2 separate regions of the Homo sapiens genome follow, and region 1 is linked to region 2. Evidence: read pairs that join two places in POLR2A ChIA-PET (ENCODE). Cell type or tissue: Panc1. All regions are shown on one strand. Region 1 has its middle 45 kb from the start of CD53. Region 2 overlaps LINC01768 (long intergenic non-protein coding RNA 1768).

Region 1 (8,000 bases), 1.0 Mb before region 2:
TGTCAGTCATTGCCTTTATAAATTTTGAGACTATATAATTTGACATATAACATTTTTTAAATTGCTATTATTTTGGTGACTTGAAGTGGTCTTTCACTTATAATAATGTTATTTTCCTTAAACTATTATTTTGCCTGATTTTAATAATGCTTTTTTGTTGTATTAGTTAAATTTTGTTTTTATTCAATTTTATGATTTTTAAAAAAGTTGGACCTTTAATTGTTTTACATTTGGTGTTTCCATTGAAATATTTGGATTCACATTTCCATTTTATTTTTTATTGTTTATTAGTCCCAACAGAAAAGTCCTTTCTTGATATTTTTTGACTGAATATGTTTTCCTTTTTAATCATTTCATTTTTTTTCTATTAGTTTAGAAGTTATTCATACTATTTCTGCACTTCACTGGTAACCCAAGCATTGAAAACATGAACACTTAACTACCAAATTCGTAACTTAATTAAAACCTTTACTCACCTACCAGATGATACAAAGCTTTTAGAACACTTTAACTTCATATACACACCTCACAATTCAAATGTTATTGTCTGGGAATTTGAGTAGACCTTTTAAGTATATTTTAAACTTCATAAACATGATTCTGGTTTTGGAAAGTCATGTTCATTTGTACTTGCCCACTTTTTTCCCTCTCTTCATTTATTCTTGCATCTTAGACATTCTCCCTAGGACCACTTTCCCTTTGCCTGAAGTATATCTTTTAGAATTTCTCCTAACTAGATTTTGCTGGTCGTAAATTCTCCCACTTGTCTCAAATTGTTTTTATTTCACTTCAACCTTTTAAATTAATACACTTTATTTATTAGAGCAGTTTTAGGTTCACAGCAAAACGGAGTGGAAAGTACGAATTTTCTATATATGCCTTTTCCCCACCGCATGTACCGCTTCTTCCACTATCGACAGCCCCCATCATAGTGGTGTATTTGTTACAATCAATGAATTTGCACTAACACATCGTTATCACCCCAAAGTCCAGAGTTTAAGATTCACTTTTGGTGTTGTACGTTCTATGGGTTTTGACAAATGTTATAATGACACGTATCTACCATTGTAGTATTATAAGAAATAATCTCACTGCCATAAAAAATCCTCTGTGCTCTGCCTATTTATTTCTCCCTCCCCACTTAACCCCTGGTAACTACTGATCCTTTTATTGTCACCATTGTTTTGCCTTTTCCAGAATGTCTCATAGCTGGAATCATACATTAGGTAGCCTTCACATTGGCTTATTTCACTTAGTAATATGCATTTAGGGTTCCTTCATGTCTTTTTGTAGCTTGGTAATTTTTTTTAGCATTGAATAATATTCTATTGTCTGGATGTACCACAGTTTGTCCATTCATCTACTGAAGTATGTCTTAGTTGCTCTCAAGTTTTGGCAATTATTAATAAAGTTGTTATAAACATCTATATGCAGGTTTCTGTATGAACATAGGTTTTCAATTCTTTTGGGTAAACACCAAAGAGAGCATGATTGCTGGATCATGCGGTAAGAGCATGCTCAGTTTTGCAAGACTATATTCCAAAGTGGGTGTACTTTTTTATTACCACCAGCCACTAGTGAATGAGAGACTTCTGGTTGTTTCACATCCTCCAAGCATTTGATGGTGTCTGCATTTTGGATTTGGGCCATTCTATTGGATATGTATTATATCTCATTGTCTTAGTTTGCAATTTCCTAATGACATATGATGTTGAACATCTTTTTATATGTTTATTTGTCATCTGTATATCTTCTTTGATGAGATGCCTGTTCAGATCTTTTGCCTAAGTTTTAATTAGGTGGCTCATTTTCTTATTGTTCAGTTTTAAGAGTTCTTGGGTTATTTTGGATAACGACCCTTTGTCAGATGTGCCTGCAAATATTTTCTCCTAGTCTGTGGCTTGCCTTCTAATTCTCTTTTTATTATTTTCATTTTGAAAGACATTTTCATTGAGCATAGAATTCTAATTTGGCAGTTATTTTTCTTTAGCTTTGAAGTTATCATACTACTGATTTTAGCCTCCAGAAAAGTTTAGCCAATTTACCACTTTTTGGAAGATAATCTTTTTTTTGTTTGGAGGTTGTATTAGTTAGGGTTCCCTAGAGGGACGGAACTAATAGGATAGATAGATAGATATAAAGGGGAGTTTAATAAGTATTAACTTACACGATCACAAGTTCCCACAATAGGCTGTCTGCAAGCTTGAGGAGCAAGAGAGTCCAAACTTCAAAACTGAAGAACTAGGAGTCCGATGTTTGAGGGCAGGAAGCATCCAGCACAGGAGAAAGATGCAGGCTGGAAGACTAGGCCAGTCACACCTTTTCGAGTTTTTCTGCCAGCTTTATATTCGCTGGCAGCTGATTAGATTGTGCCCACCAGATTAAAGGTGGGTCTGCCTTCCCCAGCCCAGTGACTCAAGTGTTAATCTCCTTTGGCAACACCCTCACAGACACACCCAGGAACAATACTTTGCATCCTTCAATCCAATCAAGTTGACACTCAGTATTAACCATCACAGATGTTTTAAGGATTTTTCTCATTGACTTTGGTTTTCTAGTTTCACTCTGTTGTGCCATTTACTTTGTCAGGTACTTGTAGGTACCACTCATAAGAAACCACCTCAAAGTAAATGTATAGCCAGCAATTTTTTGGCTGACCTAAGCTATGTCTAACTCAGGTGTAAACTGGAGGGCCAGGCCGTGGCCCCCACTTCTTATGTCCAGTTTTATATTCCCTAAATATTATGCTCTGTTTGCTGGCAGAGAAACTCCTTCCAACTGGGTGGAGGGAGTGGTTTTTCTTCTGGTTGGCTCTTAATCTGAGTGTGTAGTTCTTTAGTGTCCAGTGTAATGTGTGGAGAAGATCTCCTGTAAGACTCCTTGCCTGGGGAAGTTCTTCCTCTGACTTCTGTACCATGAAGACTCTGAACCAAAGCCCAAGTGTGTGAGGTCTCTAAATGCTCAATACATTTTTGGGTGCTGATGTTTTGCCTATCTTTCTCATAAAATTGGCCTTGGAGTTTTCTCACTGTCTCTTCAAGTTGTCCATTCTTCTAAGGTGATTTTACAAATATTTTATCCCTCATTTCTATTATTTTCAGTGAGATAGTATATCCAAATAACCTCATCACAATTATCAGAAAACTAAATCTCCTGAGTTTTTTTCTTTCATTTTATAATTCTTTGTCATTTATACATAACGTTTAATTAATCTTTGGATTTGATATATCTTTATCAACTATGATACATTTTTAAATGTTTTGTCTATTAGTAATAATGGATTGACTATAAAATAAAATCATTATCATCTATGAGTAATAACAATATTATTTCTCCCTTTCCATTCTTATTTTTTGTTCCTGTCTTACTACACAGTCCTGATCTTCAGGACAGTGCTGAGTATTAGTGACAGCACACAATCTTATCTTGACATCAGTCTCAAAGGGAATGTTCGGCACCTCATCATTAAGCAAGGTGTTTGTTGCAGAGTTTAGGATTTCTTTTGGTTTTGTATGTGTGTGTATTTATGTTTGTGTAGTGGAGGGGAGGTAGGTGTTTTTAGATACCTTTTATAAATTTAAGAAAGTCAATTTTTAAAGTAATTTTGTTAAAAGTTTTTAATTTTAAATTTCATTCAGTGCATTTTGATATATTAAGATAATCTTACATATTTAATCTATCAATGAATTAAATCACATTTAATGATTTTAAAACTAATGTTTTTAATTTCTGAGACAAAATTATTTGAGCATAAAACACCATTTATATGTTGCTGAACAAATTCTGTTAGGATTTTGTTTAGGATTTGTATGTTATGAATAAGATGGTGCTATAATTTTCCTCTCTCATATTGTTCTTTGCAAGTTATAGATCTCAAACTAATCCCAGTCCCTTACCTATATCACCCCTTAGCTGATCTAATTTTTTTCCATAGCACATATAACTTTATAACATACTATACAGTTTAACTGTTTACTACAGCTATTTTTTTATGTTGACCTCTCTCCAAAAAAAAAAAACAAAAACAAAAAAACAAAAAAAATAAGCTCCTTAAGGGCAGGGATTTTTGTTATGTGCATTGATATATGTCAAGCACCCAAATTCCTGGCATATCATAAACTTTGAGTAAATATTTTAAATAAATGAGTTGAAGACAGAGATTGTGGTACAAATTACCCTATGCCCCTAATTGTGGTCAGTTTCTGCAGATGTTTCACATGCACTTGAATATACAAATACACACATAACTTGTTACATAAATTTTACTTACACAATTTTGGGAGCTGGTTAAACAATCTCTGAAAAGACATTGTCTTCCTGTCTGATGTTAGAGCTGGAAGTCTGCAGGGTAAGCAATTGGGAAGGAAAGATGGATGTAAATTGGGAGAGAGTGGCAACAAGTAGGAACCAACTAATGTAAGTTGGAATCTATGAGGACACACGAGCCCCTGTCAGTTCTCACTGCTCCAATAATGGATAATGTAGGTGTCCTGCAGGAGAAACTTTGTCCTGATGCTAAACATAACTCTGGCTCAGGAGTAGGAGAACCTGAAGGAGGATCCAGGAGAAGGGGAAACAATTGCTAGACTGGCTGCTGCCCACACCCACAAGGTGAGTCAGCAAATATGGTGACTCTGCCCTGAACTCGCTAGTGTAAAAAACATGACTGCAGTTTCACTATCATCCTCCAAATCTCATGTGAAAATATGTCTTGTGGCACACCCTAAGCAGGAAACATAATTTAGTTTAGACAAGTTGGACAAAGTCACAGCAGGAGTTTACAAATTTGAAGTTTTATTTTTTTCCTTATGAGTTGACAGTTTTCTCATTATAAAGTGACCCTCTTTATTTCTATAAATGCTGTTTGCCTTGAGGTCTATCTAATACAGCTTCATTGGCTTTTATTTGGTTAGTGCCTGCAAGACATATTTTTCCAACTATTCACTTTCAATTTCAGTATCTTTATGTTTTAGAGTATCTCTTATAAAGAGCATATATTGGAATTTATTTTTTAAACAGACAGTTTGGGGCAAGTTTTGTCTTTTTTATTTGTACATTTAGAATATTTACATTACTTATAATTACTAAGATGTTAGTGTTGACTCTTCTTATTTTTATTGCTTTCTATTTTCCAATCTTTTCAATATTTCTTTTTTGGTATCATTTTATATTACTTTGACCGAATTAGGTTTTACTTTTTATCATTTTTGAGTTTTATATGTTGTTTCTCTGCATTTACTGATTAGTTCATGTAACCACACATATTTAATATTAGTTGATGTAATGTGTTATTCGACCCTACAAGTCTAAAATTAATCAATATGTTCATCTTCTTTCCAGCAATAAAATTACATTTAAGCACTTTAACTTCATTTGCCACCTTTCCTGTGTCTACAATACTCTTAACTTTGCAAGATATTATTATTGTTGTTTATAAAGTCAAAATATATTTAGATTATTTATATATTTATCATTTTACCAGGCTCTTCATTTTTTTCTGGTTTCAGACTTTTCATCTGGGATCACTTTCTGCCTAAAGTACATATTTTAGAATTTCTTTTAGTGAGTAAAGGAAATTCCTTTACCTGCTCTTGATAAACACATTCAGTTTTTGTTTTTTTGAAGGTCTACATTTCACATACATGCTAAAAGATATTTTCCACCACGTGTAAAATGTTACATTGACATTTATTTTCTCCTACCACATCGAAGATAGGCAACAGTCATCAAAGATGTGCTGTTGTCAGTCAGGCATCTACTACTAGCTGTTGAGAAGACAGTTGACAATCTGTTGCTTTTTAAAAGTTAATTTGTCTTTTTGTTCTCACAGCTTTTATTATTTTTTAAATTTTTTACCCTTGTGTGACATAATATCTAAAAAATGAATAAGACATAAATAGCATTTGAACAAGTAGTGATAAAAGAAACACTGGCCTTGTGTATAACACCCGGATCAAGAATGAAACATTACTGGCATCCCAAGAGTTTCCTGCATATTCCTTCACAATCACCACTTGTTCTCCTCCTCCATGGATAGTCACTGTTCTGACTTTATGATAGTGACTTTCTTCCTTTACTTTGTGCTTTTGCTGTTGGTGAGGGTATCCCTAAATAATACGGTTTTGTACATTTTTGAACATAGTAAGTAAATTTATTTATTTATTTATTTATTTATTTTTTGAGACGGAGTCTCGCTCTGTCGCCCAGGCTGGAGTGCATTGGCGCTATCTCGGCTCACTGCAAACTCCGCCTCCCGGGTTCACCCCATTCTCCTGCCTCAGCCTCCCGAATAGCTGGGACTACAGGCGCCTGCCACCGCGCCCGGCTAATGTTTTTTTCTATATTTAGTAGAGATGGGGTTTCACCGTGTTAGCCAGGATGGTCTCGATCTCCTGACCTCGTGATCCGCCCGCCTCGGCCTCCCAAAGTGCTGGGATTACAGGCTTGAGCCACCGCGCCCGGCCGTAAATTTATTTTATAGCCTTTTTATTGTTTAATATTTTATTTGTAGGATTCATCTATGTTGTTAGAAATATTTGTAGCTTATTTTTACTATGTACTATAATTCCTTACGTGGCTGTACCATAATTTATTTGCCCATTGTAAGTTTATGATAATGTGGATGATTTCTAGTCACGGGTAGTTAAAAATAATGCTGCTACTGACATTCTTATACTTTCTTTTGGTGCACATAAACATGCATTTATGTTGAGTATATACTTAGGAATGGAATTGTTGGGTCATATCTTCAATTCTACTATGTAATGACATACTGTGGTGAAACATTGTTGTACCATGAAACATTTCCACCAGCAGTTAATCAGGTTTCCTGAGGCTCCATATCCTTGGTAAGATCTGTATTATTTATATATCTGATCTTTTAATTATTTTTCTAATCTGATCAGTATTTTTTTAGAGACGGATTCTGGCTGTGTCACCCAGGCTGGAGTGCAATGGTGTGATCTCGACTCACTGCAACCTCTGCCTCCTGGGTTCAAGTGATTCTCCTGCCTCAGCCTCCTGAGTAACTGGGATTACAGGTGCCTGCCACCACACCCAGCTAATTTTACGATTTTTGTAGAGACGGGGTTTCACCACGTTGGTCAGGCTGGTCTCAAGCTCCTGACCTCAGATGATCCACCCACCTTAGCCTCCCAATCTAATCAGTATTTTATTGTGGTTTTTGTTTGCATTATCCCAGTGGCTGATGAGTTTAATCAGTTTTACATATTTATTAGCTGTTTAGATTTCCTCTTCTTTGAATTGATTCTTCATGCCTTTTGCCACTTTTCCTTTTGGATTATCTGTCTTTTTCTCATTTATTTGTAGGAGTTGTCCCTTTTTTTCTTTCTCAACTTTTATTTTAGGTTCAGGGGATACATGCGCAGGTTTGTTACATGGGTAAATTGTGTGTTGCTGGGGTTTGATGTACAAACAATTTTGTCACCCAGGGAGTGAGCATAGTACTCACTAGGCATTTTTTTGATCCTCACCTTCCTTCAAGTAACCCTTCACCCTCAAGTAACCACGGTGTCTGTTGTTCCTCTCTGTGTCCATGTGTACTTAATGATTAGCTCCCATAAAAGAAGTGAGAACATGCAATATTTTGTTTTCTGTTTCTGCATTATCCTAAGCAAGTCTGCTTAGGATAATGGACTCCAGAAGCATCCATGTCGCTGCAAAGGACATAATTTTGTTCTTTTTTATGGTTGTGTTGTATTCCATAGTGTATAAGTACCACATTTTCTTTATCTAGTCCACTGTTGATGGGCATCCAGGTTGATTCCATGTCTTTGCTATTGTGAATAGTGCTGCAATGAACATACAAGTGTGTGTGTCTTTTTGGTAGAACAATTTATATTATTTTGGGTATATACCCAGTAATAGGATTGCTGGGTCGAATGGTACTTCTGTGTTAAGTATTTTGAGAAGTCTGTAAACTGCTTTCCACAGTGGCTAAACTAATGTACATTCTCACCAGCAGTGTCTAAGTGTTCCCT
Region 2 (8,000 bases):
AACACATTCTATTATTCTGGTATTTTCATACCAGGTCTCCTAAAGCATAAGCCTGCATAGCACATGGTCTGAGTCCCAAGAAACACTGGAAAGTGGTCTAACCCCTTGATACAATTAGGGAATGCGATTTTTCCCAGCCTAGGATCTGGGGATGCTCTCAGCTACCCGCTTTCACTAACCAACCTTAATTCAGCCATTTGGAGCTTGTCAATTTCCACATCCTAGTTCAAGTTCCATTTTCTGCACTAAGACTCATTAAGTAGTAAGTGACAGAAACACAGCTCAAACTAATTTTGGCCAAAGAAACATTTGTTGGAAGGATCATGTGGCTGGGAGAAGAGCAGAGTGCAACTGGCTCCAGTGACCAAAGGTGATCACAGAGACTCTCTCCACTCCTCATCCTTGTTCTCTCTGCACATCAGTGTCATTCTCTCACAGAGGGTTGGTGCAGATGGCAGGAGAATGCCTCTGGCGGCTGCTGTGACTCACCAACAGAGAAGGATGAGGCTTGTTTTCTCTAATCATAACATTTTAAATCACTAAGACAGACTCTGAATGGCTTAGTTTGGCTCAGTTATTCAGCTCTATTTTGGACCACATGTTTAAAAGGAGGTGAAGGAGCATTTCCCAGAAGAAGGGTATTTTCTAAACAATAAAATGTGACAGAACAGAACAGTAGAATTGTTCTACCCAAAAATTTTAAAAATGCATATTAAAATGACAAATACCATTGGGATGAAATGGCCGGATGCAGTGGCTCATGCCTGTAATCCCAGCACTTTGGGAGGCCGAGGCAGGCAGATCACTTGAGGTCAGGAGTTTGAGACCAGCCTGGCCAACATGGTGAAACCCCATTTCTGCTAAAATACAAAAAAAATTAGCTGGGTGTGGTGGTGTGTGCCTGTAATCCCAGCTACTTGGGAGGAGGCTGAAACAGGAGAATCACTTGAACCTGGGAGGTGGAGGTTGCAGTGAGCCGAGAGTGCACCACTGCACTCTAGCCTGGGCAACAAAGCAAGACTCCATCTCAAAAAAAAAAAAAAAAAAAAACATTGGGATGAAATGGAAATACCTAAAGCTGGTGTATTATTTTCTATTGCTGCAGTAACAAATTACTACAAATTTGGTGACTTAAAACAACACAAATTTATTCTTTTACAGTTCTGTAGTCAAAAGTCCAACAGGGGTCTCACAGGACTAAGATCAAGGGGTTGGCAGGGCTGTGTTCCATTCTGGAGGCTATAAGGGAGAATCCGTTTCCTTGCCTTTTCCAGCTTCTAGAAGCCCCCCACTTTCCTTTGCTTGTGGCCCCTTTCTCCGTCTTCAAAACCAGCAACATAAGGCCGAGTCCTTCTCACATGGGTGTCTCTCTGGTCCTCTTCGGACACCTTCTTCCACTTTTAAGGACCATTGTGATCACATTGGGCCCATAAAGATCATCCAGGATACTCTCCCATCTCAAGGCCAGTAGATTAGCAATCTAAATACCCCTTTTCCATGAAAGACAATCCATTCATAGGTTCTGGAGATTAGGACATAGACATCTTTGGGGAGAAGAACAATTAATTCAACCATAACTGTAAGAGTACAGTGAGTACATCCTCTCAAATTCTTTTGGTAAAGTTGTAAAATTTCATAAAATTTCTGGAAAGCAAATTAGCTGTTTGGTAAAATAGGCCTTAAAATGTTCATATGTACTTAGCCAACAATTCTAATAATCTGTCCTAAAAAAATGCTAAATGCATGGGGGAGGGTGAGTTATGCACCAAAGTGTTCATCACCACTTTACTTATATCACAAAAAATTTGAAACAACCTTAATGTCCAGTGGCAGTAAGGCTAAATTAACCATATTATATTCATATAAGGAAATATTATGTTGACAGTTTAAAAAGTATGTTTATGAGAAGCTTTTGATGAAATGAAAATGTGTATATGCCCTAATGTTAAGTAAAAAGAGGAGTATATCTATACCTACCAATTTGTTGTGAACCTAAAGCAACTCTAAAAAATAAAATGTAATAGTTTCTTTTAAGAAATGAATACAAAATAATCATAGCTACAGTATGACCTCAACTCTACTGAAAAATAGATTTGGCCATGCGTAGTGGCTCACCCCTGTAATCCCAGCACTTTGGGAGGCTGAGGCGGGTGGATCACCTGAGGTCAGGAGTTTGAGACCAGTCTGACCAACATGGTGAAACCCTGTCTCTACTAAAAATAAAAATTAGCCTGGTGTGGTGGTGTGCGCCTGTAGTCCCAGCTACTCAGGAGCCTGAGGCAGGATAATCGCTTGAACCTGGGAGGCAGAGGTTGCAGTGAGCCAGGATCGTGCCACTGCCTTCCAGCCTAGGTGACAGAGAGAGACTCTGTCTCAAAAAAAAAAAAAAAAAAAAAAAAAAGATTTACAAAAATATCTGGAAAGGAAAATGTGGTGGGATTTTTGTAGATAATTTTTTTCTCTATATGTACTTCTTAATTTCATTTTTTGATATACGATCTCACTCTGTCACCCAGGCTGGAATGCAGTGGCCCAATCGTAGCTCACTGCAGCCTTGAGCTCCTGGGCTCAAGCAATCCTCCTGCTTCAGCCTCCTAAGTAGCTAGGACTACAGGTATGTGCCACTTACCCCTGACTAATTAAAACAATTTTTTTTGTAGAGACAGGGTCTCACTATGTTGCCCAGGCTGACTCTTTATTTATTTCTAAATTGGCCCTTAGGTACACAGAATAGTGTTCATTATCATCCTTGTTTCGTTACACACCACTATCATTAGTCCAGGCATGGCTACTTCCATTTATTGATTTGGTTAGTAGTTGGCTAGTTATTTTGATAATGCAATGAGTACCCACAAAGCTAACACTCTGAACAAAAGCATCACTAACCTTACCATCACTCCTATTCCACATCCCTCACATACACAACCCCTCCACACTGTTTCTATTTGAGACAAACATGATCTCAAATCCCATGTTTATCTTTTCTTCGTAAATAGTTTTATTGCATTTACTGTGGAACTGCCAGTCCCTTACAAAGTCTTCTCCTTTCATTTTTTTCCTGACAGTTCTATGAGAAGGAAAGGGACAGGAAAGGGTTTTCATTATTAGATAAAATAAATTCTGGCTAGGCACGGTGGCTCACGCCTGTAATCCCAGCACTTTGGGAGGCCAAGGCGGGCGGATCACGAGGTCAGGAGATTGAGACCATCCTGGCCAACATGGTGAAACCCCGTCTCTACTAAAAATACAAAAAATTAGCTAGGCGTGGTGGCGGGCGTCTGTAGTCCCAGCTACTCAGGAGTCTGAGGCAGGGGAATCACTTGAACCTGGGAAGCAGAGGTTGCAGTGAGCTGAGATTGCGCCACTGTACTCCAGCCTGGTGACAGAGCAAGACTCTGTCTCAAAGATAAATACATACATACATACATACATAAATTCTACACTCAAGCAGCAAGTGTTGACATAATGGTAACCAACAAAATGCCATCTTAACTATTTATTCCTCAAACCATCTAGCTCATTCCAATAATACCCATACTTGGTTCAGAAGTTGCAGTTCAGCCCCTGAATGTGTGTGGTCAAATTCCACACTCCTGGTAAAGGGAAGTTTTGAGGTGCCTGAGTTTCATGTGAGACCCAGGCCTTCCTTAAGGGGAGAGCCACTTTTCCTAGTCACATTCTCTGGTCTGTCTCAAGATGGGGCCAGGCTACTTCTGCCTCATGGAACACAGTTAACCCACCTGGAGTCCAGATAGATAAGTCAAGGCCTCTGGCCCAAGCTTCTTCAAGGTCCTATTAATTCCAGGACCCTCAAGTAGACTTTTGTGTTGGGATTTTATTTTTCTCTCTTATGCACCCGGTAAATACTTCCCCAGGAGATCTCTTACAAGCATCAGCTGGAGACCTTAACCAAGGACCCCTATCAGGATCACCTAAGAAGCTTTTAAGAACTACAGATGCCTAGGATCAACCCCACTCCAAGAGATTCTGTAAGTCTTGTGTCAGGAGTTAAGGCCTCCATTTCCTTGGAGACCTTACATACATACTCCATTAAGAACCACAGCCAAGGTGTGAACCTGCCTTGGTCTTCTTTAAGTTCTTCCAGTCACCTGGCTTTTAGGCCTATGTTTTAGGAGTCAAGTGTCCATCCTGTGTTTTCTCATGCCTCCCAGTAGATTGACATTCACCTTCTGACTGTTAGGAAAATGGCCAACAGTCCTTGAGAGTTGCTGGCATTGGCTGTTTTTTATTTCTTGGCCATCATGGTCTTCTGTGGCTGATTGATTGATTGATTGATTGAGACAGGGTCTCACTCTGTTGTTCAGGCTGGAGTGCGGTGGTGTAATCTCAGCTCACTGTAACCTCCATCTCCTGGGCTCAAGCAATCCTCCCACCTCAGCCCCCTGAGTAGCTGGGACTACAGGGGTACACCACTATGCCTGGCTAACTTTTGTATTTTTATGTTCCTTTTTTAAAGAGACAGGGTTTCACCATGTTGCCCAGGCTGGTCTTGAACTCCTGAGCTCAACTGATCCGCCTGCCTTGGCCTCCCAAAGTGTTGGATTACAGGCGTGAGCCACTGTGCCTGGCCCACAGCCATTTAAAATCTCTTTCTCTTTCTCTCTCTCTTTTTATTTCTCTGTTTTTCTCCATCCTTTCCCATCTCTCATTTTAGATTATCCTGTGGGTCAGGATCAGCTTTGTTCTTTTCCTGTTTTTCCCCATGCAATATGCACCTGCAGATTTCTTTTTTTTTTTTTTCTTTTTTTTTTTTTTTTGAGACAGAGTCTCACTCTGTTGCCAAGCTGGAGTGCAGTGGCGCAATCTTGGCTCACTACAACCTCTGTCTCCCGGGTTCAAGAGATTCTCCTGCCTCAGCCTCCCAAGTAGCCAGGACTACAGATGTACACCACCAGGGCCAGCTAATTTTTTTTAGTAGAGACGGGCTCTCACCATGTTGGCCAGGATGGTCTCGATCTCCTGACCTCATGATCCCGCCTCAGCCTCCCAAAGTGCTGGGATTACAGGAGTGAGCCACCATGCCTGGCCACACCTGCAGATTTCTATCCTCCATTTTTGAGACCCCAGAGGCAAAAAGATTTCTCTCTTCAGAACTGGCTTGAAAAATCCTTCAGAAAGACCATGTTTGAGGGGGTGATTAGAATAATGGCTAAGAGCATGGACTCCAGAGCCAGAGTTCAAATCCTGGCTGTGTGAACATAATGAAGTTATGTAACCCCTTTGTGTCTGTTTCCCCCTAAAATGAGGATGATAATTGTATTACTTCATTGGGTTCTTGGGAGAATTCAATGAGCTAATGATGTGCTCAAAACAGTGCCTGGTACATGGTAAGCTCGTATATAACCGTGGCCATCACTCATCCTGCAGACAACACAAGAATGTTTAATTTGCTTTATGAGCTCAACTATCCAAAAGTAGAAGAAATAAGAAGAACTCCTTTGTTGGATCTAATGTTAAAAACATATGTCAATATTGGTTTATGATGCACAAGTGACTAGAGCTTGGGAGAAAGTAATGGCTTTGTGGAGCTCTTTATGGTGCAGAAGGGACCTGTTCATCTCACTCAAGGAGAGCAGATTTCAACAAGTTGGGAAATTTGCATGAGTCAAAAATATTGAAGGAGAATATGGCTAAAGAGGGACAGAAATTTCTAAGAAGTAATATGTTCATTATGTAGTCACAAATGAACCAAGGAAACATGCTGGGCCCCACCTTCTTCCTTGTTTCCTTTTTCATCCCCCTTTAAATTCTGTCCAGTTTAAATCCTAAGTTTGTCTTGCTGCTTCTTCCCATTCCCGCATCATCCACTCTCCTTCAGACTACCTTTATTTTTCACCTGGGCTCCCAACTGGTCTCCCCATATCAACTCTGGCACCTTTTAGAGTTCAAGGCATTCTCCACCCTCCACACTATACCCACAGTGATTATTTTGAAATATAAATCTGATTGCAATCCCATCATCCCTATCCTACCTCCCACCCTTAGAACCACTCACTGGCTTTCTAGCACCTCCAGGATAAAGAAAAACAGTTTTAACAGCCTACCAGACCCTGCTGAGTCTGGGCATCACCTGTTTCTCTAGCTTCATCAAGCTCCATCTTACTCTCTTTACTCTACCCATAATGGCCTTCCTTTAGTCCCAATCACCAAATTTTCCTGTGCCACAGGGCTTTTGCATGTGCAAGTCTCTTCCTGGAAAGCTCCTTCTCTTCCCCCTGTCTGTACCCCAACCCTTTTTAAAATCAATAGGCTATTTTTTTTTTTACAGTAGTTTCAGGTTTATAGCAAAATTGAGTGGAAAGCACAAAGAGTTCCCATATACCCTGTCCCACCCCCACCCCCATCCCCATACACACACAGCCTCCTCCACCCTCAATATCCCGAAATAGTGTGGGACATTTGCTACAACTGATGAACCAACGTAGATGCATCATTATCACCCAAAGGCCATAGCTTACATTATGATTCATTCTTTGTGTTGTACATTCAATGGGTTTACACAAATGTATAATGATAGATACCCACCCTTACTGTTTCACTACCCTAAAAATCCCTTGATCTTTAATTTCCTAGTGACTATGATGTTGGGCACCTGCTCATATGCTTACTTGCCATCTATCTACTTTGGTGAGGTGCCTGTTCAGATCTTTTGCTCATTTCTAAATTGAGTTGTTTCCTTCCTTTTTGACCTCAGTCAATCCTTCCCACTCATCTTTTAGATCTCAGTGATCCCTTTCTTGCATCTTTAACTAGATTTAAGAAAGAAAAAAGGCTCCTTATAAACTCTTCGCTATGTGCCTCTTCACAGTTATTGAGCTGTAATTTTATATTTATTTATGTAATTATTTGAACAGTGCCCCTTTCTTTGAGTTTGTAAGAGCAAGCACCATATCTGCTTTTGTTCCCTGGTATATCAGTAGTTCCTAGTGCTGTACCCAACATGTAGTAGGGGCTCCACAAACAGACCAAGGAATAATTAATAACCTCATTGAGAAGGAAGGCGAACTGGGCCCAGAGCAGTCATCTAAAGAACCACCTCAAATACACGGTGAGTTCAGAATTTCAAAGAGCAGGTATAGCAGTGGGAAGGGGCAGAGGGCCGAAAACAAATGCCCAAAGCAGCACCAGCCCACAAGACTGGGGTCAGGAATACTAACACGTAAAATGAGCTGAGGCTTAAACAAATGACAGAAACCAGAAACCCTGTTTTAGAAAAGTATCTGAAGCAAGAAAAACAATGGGGAAGATCCAGGCCCCACACTTAGTGGAGGGGACAAATTTTTTCATGCATAATGTTTTTCTCCCTCAAGAAGAGTAATTCTCAAACCGGAAAGTGTAAAGGCAAATTCCAGAAGAACGTGGAGCGCAGCCATGAGGAGGTGGTGGAAGCATCTGGCCACATTCGAGTTCTGGTTTTAGAGGAATCTCCTCGGAACTCGGGGATGTGATTGCAGAACTACTGTCCGTGATTTCTGAGAAATTTGGGAAAGGAGCCAACAGCCAGGGAAGTGTGAAATGTTTGTCAGTTTTCAAAACGGAGGAATGTCTAAATGGGGTAAATTTAACGACCTCTGACTTCCAAACAACATTAATTCATGGTACAAGTGTGAACTAGATTTGTAATGGAGTGCCTAGAAAGTGGAATTTTACATCTTTCTGCCTCAATGAACTGCCACTTAAAAGTTGCCAGCTAGCAAGAGGAGGCAGCCAATCTTCTTAGAGGAAGTCTTTGTTCTTAGAACAATCGTGTGAATGGTCTCCTTCAGTTACGTAAATGTGGGCAGCTAGGCACCCATCATCCTGAGAAGAGGATATAACTGGACATTTTTTCCCTACTGTGTGGCTTGACAAAGGCTGTTCTCTATATTTCTTGGTATGAAGAGCTGGTTGCTGAAGCATTTGGACAAATGTATACAGGAGCACAAGGAGCCTTCTGGGAGAAGACGGATCTGAACCACTCCCTTCTTATTTGAGGCAAA

The links. ChIA-PET counts read pairs that join two places held together with the same protein. Peaks named below come from ENCODE experiments on the same cell type or tissue, not always from the same donor. Only the 100,000 strongest peaks of a DNase experiment are listed, where the experiment ranks them.
Region 1: POLR2A ChIA-PET joins it to region 2 with 6 read pairs; 1 of 35 experiments calls an interaction of 5 or more read pairs at or near these places.

The regions. Positions count from the first base shown.
Region 1 is chr1:110,913,668-110,921,667 of GRCh38, reverse strand. It overlaps a transcript of LRIF1 not described here. Among named protein-coding and RNA genes, the nearest start is that of CD53, 45 kb to the right of the region's middle. In Panc1, no CTCF peak of the experiment used is centred here; a DNase peak (open chromatin) is centred at 4,687; H3K4me3 peaks cover 469 bases; H3K27ac peaks cover 975 bases.
Region 2 is chr1:109,864,912-109,872,911 of GRCh38, reverse strand. The region is part of intron 4 of LINC01768 (long intergenic non-protein coding RNA 1768); the gene reads right to left. Among named protein-coding and RNA genes, the nearest start is that of LINC01768, 41 kb to the right of the region's middle. RefSeq lists an enhancer at 7,494-8,000. In Panc1, no CTCF peak of the experiment used is centred here; no DNase peak of the experiment used is centred here; H3K27ac peaks cover 4,276 bases.